2 separate regions of the Mus musculus genome follow, and region 1 is linked to region 2. Evidence: chromatin contacts called from ENCODE Hi-C data. All regions are on one chromosome and are shown on one strand. Each heading gives the region's core, a stretch centred on a gene start or an enhancer-like site at or near the end of the contact. The rest is flanking DNA. Distances are from core to core; before and after follow the strand shown. Region 1 holds the start of Sgpp1 (sphingosine-1-phosphate phosphatase 1). Region 2 holds the start of Ppm1a (protein phosphatase 1A, magnesium dependent, alpha isoform).

Region 1 (3,537 bases), core at 955-3,454, 3.0 Mb before region 2:
ACAAAAAGTGCTTGTTCCTGATAGAGAGCCAGTAGGATTTGTGACAGAAATTCAGACAGAAATTAGGAGAACTGGGTTTGAGATACAGAAAAAGAATATACAAGTAAGATGTTAAATAAAAGTTACAGAAGTCACAGAAGACCTTTATTTTAGACAAGGCTCTTGCACTAGGCTCAAAACAAAAACAAACAAAAAAGAACTAACCAAAAACAGACACTCCTTGCTAAAGGTCTGTGCCATAAAACTCAACCTGACTCTATCTCCACTCTATAAGGAGAGTAACTTTGAAATGGCCACTTTCCCCACATTTTATTTTTTGAAAATACTTTAGCCCCTCCTGCTTCAACTTCCCAAGTGCTGGAATTACAGGCAAGCAAAACCATACCCAGTTTGGAGGCATGGATTTTTTTTTTAAGTTCATACATTCATTTTTATTCCTTCAATTATTCAATATTTGTGTTGGGTGCTAAGGATATAGAAATAGAGGGTAGTGTTTCTGAGGCAGAGGCGAGAGGATGCTACAAGTTCGGGATCAGTCTTGTTTATATAGCTAAATTCCAGGGTATCCAGGTTACATAGTTAGACCCTAGGGGTGGAGGGGACATATAAAAAATTATGTGTGATGTCCATCCTGTAACCCTACAATTTGGTGGTCTGGGGTTTCAAGACAAACAAAATACTCAGTTGTAGCAAACACCTGTTAGCTCAGTACTTGAAAATCAGACTTGGTCTCCACAGCAAGTTTCTGGCCAGCATAGCATGTTTTATTATAGATTATTTTTGCCAAATGCTAATAATGGTCTTTATTATTCAGAAACATCAACTAATAACACTACTCTGTGTATGTTCTGCTGGGCCCAAACTCAGAGCTTCCTGCTTGCTGGCTAAGAAGAGACACCCATAGCAAACCATGGTTACTTTGTATACCATTCTTCAGGCCCAGTATTCCTTTTCTCATGCTTGTCTGCTTTCCTAGGCTGTAAACGCTTTTACTTATTTTGATACAGTATCTTGTTATGAAGCCCCAGCTGTCCTCAAACTCCAAATCTTCCCATGTCAGCCTCCAAGCGCTGGGATTCGTCTGTGCTCCCTCAACCTTTCCAACCTCAGCAATTCCAGGGCCAGGGACTCGAGGCAATCCTCTTTATGACTGCAGCAAGTGGAATAGGAGGAGCTGGGAAGCAATCTTTCTTGGGAAATGAAACTATTTCTCATGGCTTACCAGCATGGAGCATTTTCCAGCCTCTTTCTTGGAAGTAGTTCAGTCTTTAATTATAGACATTCGTTTGCCTTGACTGAAAATAACTTCCTGGAATTAAAACTTTGAAATCTTTTAATAAAATCGGATCCATCTAGAAGTTAAAGTCAAGTTTGTGACTTGCAAGACAATCCTGTTAAGATTCTAGTTCAGCCTATCAGATTCCAAGTTCAAACCTGGCATGGTGCCCCAGTAACCCCGAGTCTTGGGGGGCTTCACCAGAAGGATCAACAGTTCAGGGCTAGCCTTAACTACATAGCAAGGCTGAGGCCAATCTCGGCTAAATGATATACCCTGGTTCAAAAACAAAAACAAAACAAAACAAACAACAACAACAAAACAAAAACAAAAACAAAAAAACAAACAAACAAAAAAACAAACCCGAAACTCACAAAAAGAAAACGATAAAAGACAAAACAAAAAATACCCTCAGAATTCTCCACGCTACATTCTCCCACTAACTATGTGTTCTGAGCAATCTTGCTAAGTGCTAGAATTTATTAAGGAAATTTTACACCTAAATTCGCTTAAGAGACGTATGTGATGAGTGACAGTCAGATTTTACTTGGTAGGTGACTGGCTTTTCCTTTGCAGACCACAGCTGTGTCAGCGATCACATACCCAGGCTCTGTCCTGGATTATCTACGGTTTTCTAATCTTGCCACCGCTGGTCAATTGGCACGTGGCTTTCCGGACATCAACCATCCGAGACAGCTCTGAAATTAGTTGCTAATTAATGGCGTGAGTCGGACGATTCCGGTTTCGCGGCGGTTACTTTGCCTCCATTCATCACGCCCCAATTGATTCCAGGCTAATAAAAGCCGCGGGCAGCTCCTGGGTCACCAGCCCTGCCTAGACCCGCACTGTTCTTCGCACAGCAACCAGGAGCACCGGGAGGCGGGGCTTCGGCGACAGCTCCGGGCTGCGCGCGCGGCGCGGGCCTCCGTGAGCGCGCCAGGGGAGGGGCGCGCGGGGCGCAGGGCGCGCGCGGCGGCCGCTGCGGCCTGTTGGCGCGGTCGCCGGCAGCCTCGAGCGAGTCGAGCTAGGCACCGTGGCGGCTGTGGCTGGCGAGGAGCGCGTGGCCGGATCAATTCCCGAGTGGCCCGCGACCATGTCCCTGGGGCAGCGGCTGGCTCTGCTGGCCAGCCGTCTGCAGGAGCCGCAGCGGGTGGCGAGCTTCCAGCGTCTGTGTGGGGTGGAGGTGCCGCTCAGCAGCCCGGCGGCGGACGAGGATGCAGAGACCGAGGTTCGCGGAGCCCCGGGAGAACCCCGGCGACGGGGACGGCAGCCGGGCGCTGAGGACAGCCCCGCCAAGGCGGACTGCTGCGGTGCCCCGAACGGCGTGCGCAACGGGCTGGCGGCCGAGCCGGGCCCGACCGGGCCCCGCCGCGCGGGCTCGCAGCGCCGCAACTCGTTGACGGGCGAGGAGGGCGAGCTGGTCAAAGTGAGCAACTTGCCGCTCTACTACCTGTTCTGCTTAGGCACGGAACTGGGCAACGAGCTCTTCTACATCTTATTCTTCCCCTTCTGGATCTGGAATCTCGACCCCTTTGTGGGCCGGAGGCTGGTGATCATCTGGGTGCTGGTCATGTACCTGGGCCAGTGCACCAAGGACATCATCCGCTGGCCACGGCCGGCCTCGCCGCCTGTCATCAAGCTGGAGGTCTTCTACAACTCGGAATACAGCATGCCCTCCACGCATGCCATGTCAGGCACCGCCATCCCCATCGCCATGTTCCTGCTCACCTATGGCCGCTGGCAGGTACGCTGTGCCCCTCAGCTCCACGGTCGAGTTTCCAGTGCTTTCTGAACTTTCTTTTTCCCCTTTTTTTAAAAATTTGCCTCTTCCCGTCCAAAACCCCAACCCACAGGTTCTCACAGTACCCACGCAGGTCCTGTCAGAGTTCTAGAAAATTAACTGATGACGGTTCTTAAACACTAAACTGTATTTTAATACAGTTGGGTATAGTTTCTTAGACCCCCACCCCCCAAGGAAACACTTTTCGTGCATTGAATCCTTGAGCTTAGACTGAGTTTTTAAACTTAGTTCGTCTGATGCACAGTGGTGATTCAGTGTACTTAAAATGAAACACTTGGTAACTGAGACCCGGTTTCACTGCAATACATGGTGTTTACAATGTAAAATTAAAGAGTGTTTTCAAAACAGTAGTATAATTTCGGCACAGGCACATTCCAAGCACTAAAGTAATGACAGTTAAGAAAAAAAGCCGAAAGGTAAAGGAACAGAATCTAGATGAGTTCGTCGTAAAGGATTGACT
Region 2 (3,236 bases), core at 243-2,742:
ACAGAAATAATCTTTGGCAAAGGCCCAGAATACAGAAAAGGTTAAAGGGAGGTGAGAACCAAGCACTATGTAGTGAGCCCTCAGAAACCCTAAAATCCTAAGGCCCAGAAAACAATCATTTAAGTTCTATGATTCTTCAGCAGGCTTCTCCTCCATCCAGTAGTAGTCATGTTTGAAATCTGAAAGCCAGGGTTTAAAAAGATTGTTTTTGTTTTTTTCTCTGAACCGTGGAAAACTACTCATTTTCGTAACGTCAAAATCATTTATTCTTCTCAAACAATGCCAATCTCCTTATACTCTAACCGCGCGGTTAAAAATATACCAGGAGCATTATTCCAACTATCAGGAAACTTGGGGTGGGGGCGGCATCGTAGATTGCTTAGACTCTGACCTTTGTGGATTTCTAAGTATCGTGTAGTGTTTGAGAAAAGAGAAAAACACTTTGGATGATGAAATTTGCAAAAGATCTAAAACTCCAGTTGGCAGAAGGCTCTCCACAGCCAGCTGTCTTTCAAGAAGGGGATCCGAGTGTGTTTACAACCTACAAGCAGAAGGGAGCCAAGCCTAAACTAAACTCTAACATAAAGAACTTTCCTCCAATATATCAGGCCAAAATGATGCAAAACCTGTAGTTTACTTCAATGGGTTTGCTCCAAGCCGGAATAATGAATGAAATGGAGGCATCACTACTGAGTTGGGGGCCTCACTTTCAACCCAGCGGGTGAGTCTCCAAATCCAGTGAACTCACGGGCTGATCTGCTTCAAGGGGAGACCCCGCTGCAGGCTCCCCGAAAGTTCCGCGGCCGCCAGTGTCCGCCCCGCCCGGCCGAGGGTCGCGCCCCCTCCCAGCCGCCGCACACACCCCGCCTCCGCCCCCGCCGCGTGTTAACCCCTCGCCACCCGGCGCGGGCTCGGGGAGGAGGCCGCCCAGGGGGTGGAGTTGTCGCGTCTCCTCCCGGGATCGCCCGGGCAGACGCCCGGCTTGTTTACAGGCCCCAGGCCTGGCCGCCGCCGCACAGGCCCTCCGCCCGCCCGCCCTCGCCCTCTTCCTCGCCCTCGCGCCGCGCTTACCCGGAGCAGCCGCGGGCGGGCGGGTCCCTCGGTCGGCCGGGGCGGCGGTGGCGACGGCGGCCGGGCACGGGGTCCCGCGACGGCGGCCGGGCCCGGGCGGAGGAGGGGAGGAGCCGGGCTGGGTCCGGGCCCCCGGCTCTCGGAGCCCTCGCGGCTCAGATCATCCGGGCGTCGGAGCGGGAGGCAGAGAGCGGGGCCCGCGGGAGGCGGAGGAGGCGCCGAGGACTCATCGCTTTCCGCCCCACCTGCCTGGGCCCCCCTCCCCCCGCCCCAGCCACCCGATCCCGAGCTGCGGACCCGGCCGGCGCGGAGACCACGGCGTTCTAGCTCCTGCGCGCGCTCCCGCCCCTAGCGCCGCCACCGCCGCCGCCTCTAGCGCGGCCCCGCGCACGCGCGCTCTCGACACCGCTGCCCCTCGCCCGGCCCCGCCCCGCCCCGCGCCGCCGTTTCCCCCACCCCCGGCCCTGCAGCTGCGGCGCGGCCCATGGGCTGGAGAGACCCGGATGTGGGAGGGCCGGAACTGCGGCTTGGGCGGGGGAGGGGCGGCGGTGACGTCACTGCCCTGCGCTGCTCCTCAGGTCGCTGCCGCGGGCCGATCCCTAGGGAGCGTGGACGTCCTGGGTGCGAGCCAGGCGCGCGGCCTTCGCGCTAGGGCGCAGAGGGCCTCTCCAAACCCGGCTGTCGTCGTCGTCCGCACCCGACTCTTACACCTGCCTACGGACGCCGGTCTCCAGGTGCAGTCTCGGTTAGCGCCCGGCACAGGGGACTCAGCCTGCCCCTTCGACCCCACGAGGCGCACACGAGTGCCGCGGCCATACCGCAGACGTGCGTGTGCAAACCGTTCACGCCTTGGGACACGTGCCTAGCTAGAGCTTCTCGCGGGTTGTCCCCGAGTCCCTGCAGGGATTCCGAATTGTATTTATGTGCACGTTACGGGGTCACGTGATTCGGGCTCAACGGGCACCTCCAAAGACCTCCAGTGGGGCTAATGGAACCGAGGGTTTTTCAAAATCTAGAGGATAATCAGAAACGTGACAGCTGCTTTCACGGAGAGCTAGAGATGAGCAAAAGGTAACTGCACGTGCAGGCGGCCAAAATCCAGTTTAGCTAGCTCGACCACAGAAAACCCGACCCACGCTGCTTGCCGACGCCGGGATAGAATGACAAACCCTAGGCAGCCAATGAATCAGAGCTGGAAAGCAGTACATCACCAGTATGAGTTCCCATTGGTTGGGTGTGCCTTCCCAGCTTTTCAGTCACCAGCTTAACCCTTACAACCAAATTCGCAGGAATAGAAGTTTAAGAGAGATTCTGATATAATACAAAGAAAAAGCATATATTCCGCTGAAATAGGCTAATGCTTTAAAAAAAAAAATACTAAAACTATTAGCCAAATTGAGTTCAGACCAGTAACAAGATTAATTTCAGTAAGGCCTTCCCCTTTTCTCTGGTGCTTACTGCAGTTTGCCACCCCGCTACTTCGTGTCTCTTATAAACCACTCCATTGTCTTGACTCTTAGATCAAATACAACCTGCTTTTGCCGGCTGTCATCCCGCAAACTATTTCTCTATTTTGGATGTTGTGGTAACCATTTCTGATATTTTCACCACGACTTATGGAAGATGATTCCCTTTTCTTCACTTTTACACCTGACATCAATGGCAGGACCACATGTGAGACTGCCAATTCCCAGCAGACACTATCTTCACTGACCCTCCAAATCACTCAGTATTTTGGGAATACGATGAATTTGTAGCACCTCCAGGTATATAAAGTAAAAATAAAATTCACTATACAGTTCTTAATTCTTTTCTATACAAGTGCAGAAATAAATGAAATTAGGTGCGAAATCTTTTAATGAAATGCTGTTTTATTATTATATACAATATGTTGTTTAGGTTTTGTTAAGTGGGGATGCTGAGGATTAAAACCATGTCAAGTCCTCAACCATTAAGCTCTGTCCTCAGCCCTGGTTAGGGTTTTTGTTATGTGCTTGTTTTGTTTTTGAGACAAGGTCTCTATGTAGTGCTTGCTGGCCTCAAACATACAAGGATCCTCCCAGACTGCCTCTGGATTGCTGATAGTACAAGCATGTGCCACCATACCTGACTCAATTCTTAGTACTACTATTAATACTTAAAACAAGTTACTGCACGATGGGCAT

The links. Hi-C counts contacts between places; a loop is a spot of excess contacts on that map.
Region 1: a map of left cerebral cortex shows a loop between it and region 2 (6-fold over the local background). The contact joins the promoter of Sgpp1 here to the promoter of Ppm1a in region 2. A Hi-C loop is called at or near these places in 2 of 37 maps with a recorded cell type or tissue (left cerebral cortex and v-Abl transformed pro-B cells).

The regions. Positions count from the first base shown.
Region 1 is chr12:75,734,396-75,737,932 of GRCm38, reverse strand. Sgpp1 (sphingosine-1-phosphate phosphatase 1) reads left to right here and starts at 2,204. Exons shown (of 3, transcript NM_030750.3): 1 at 2,204-3,020. The coding sequence starts at 2,370.
Region 2 is chr12:72,759,467-72,762,702 of GRCm38, reverse strand. It overlaps Ppm1a (protein phosphatase 1A, magnesium dependent, alpha isoform), which reads right to left and starts at 1,492. Exons shown (of 6, transcript NM_008910.3): 1 at 1,072-1,492.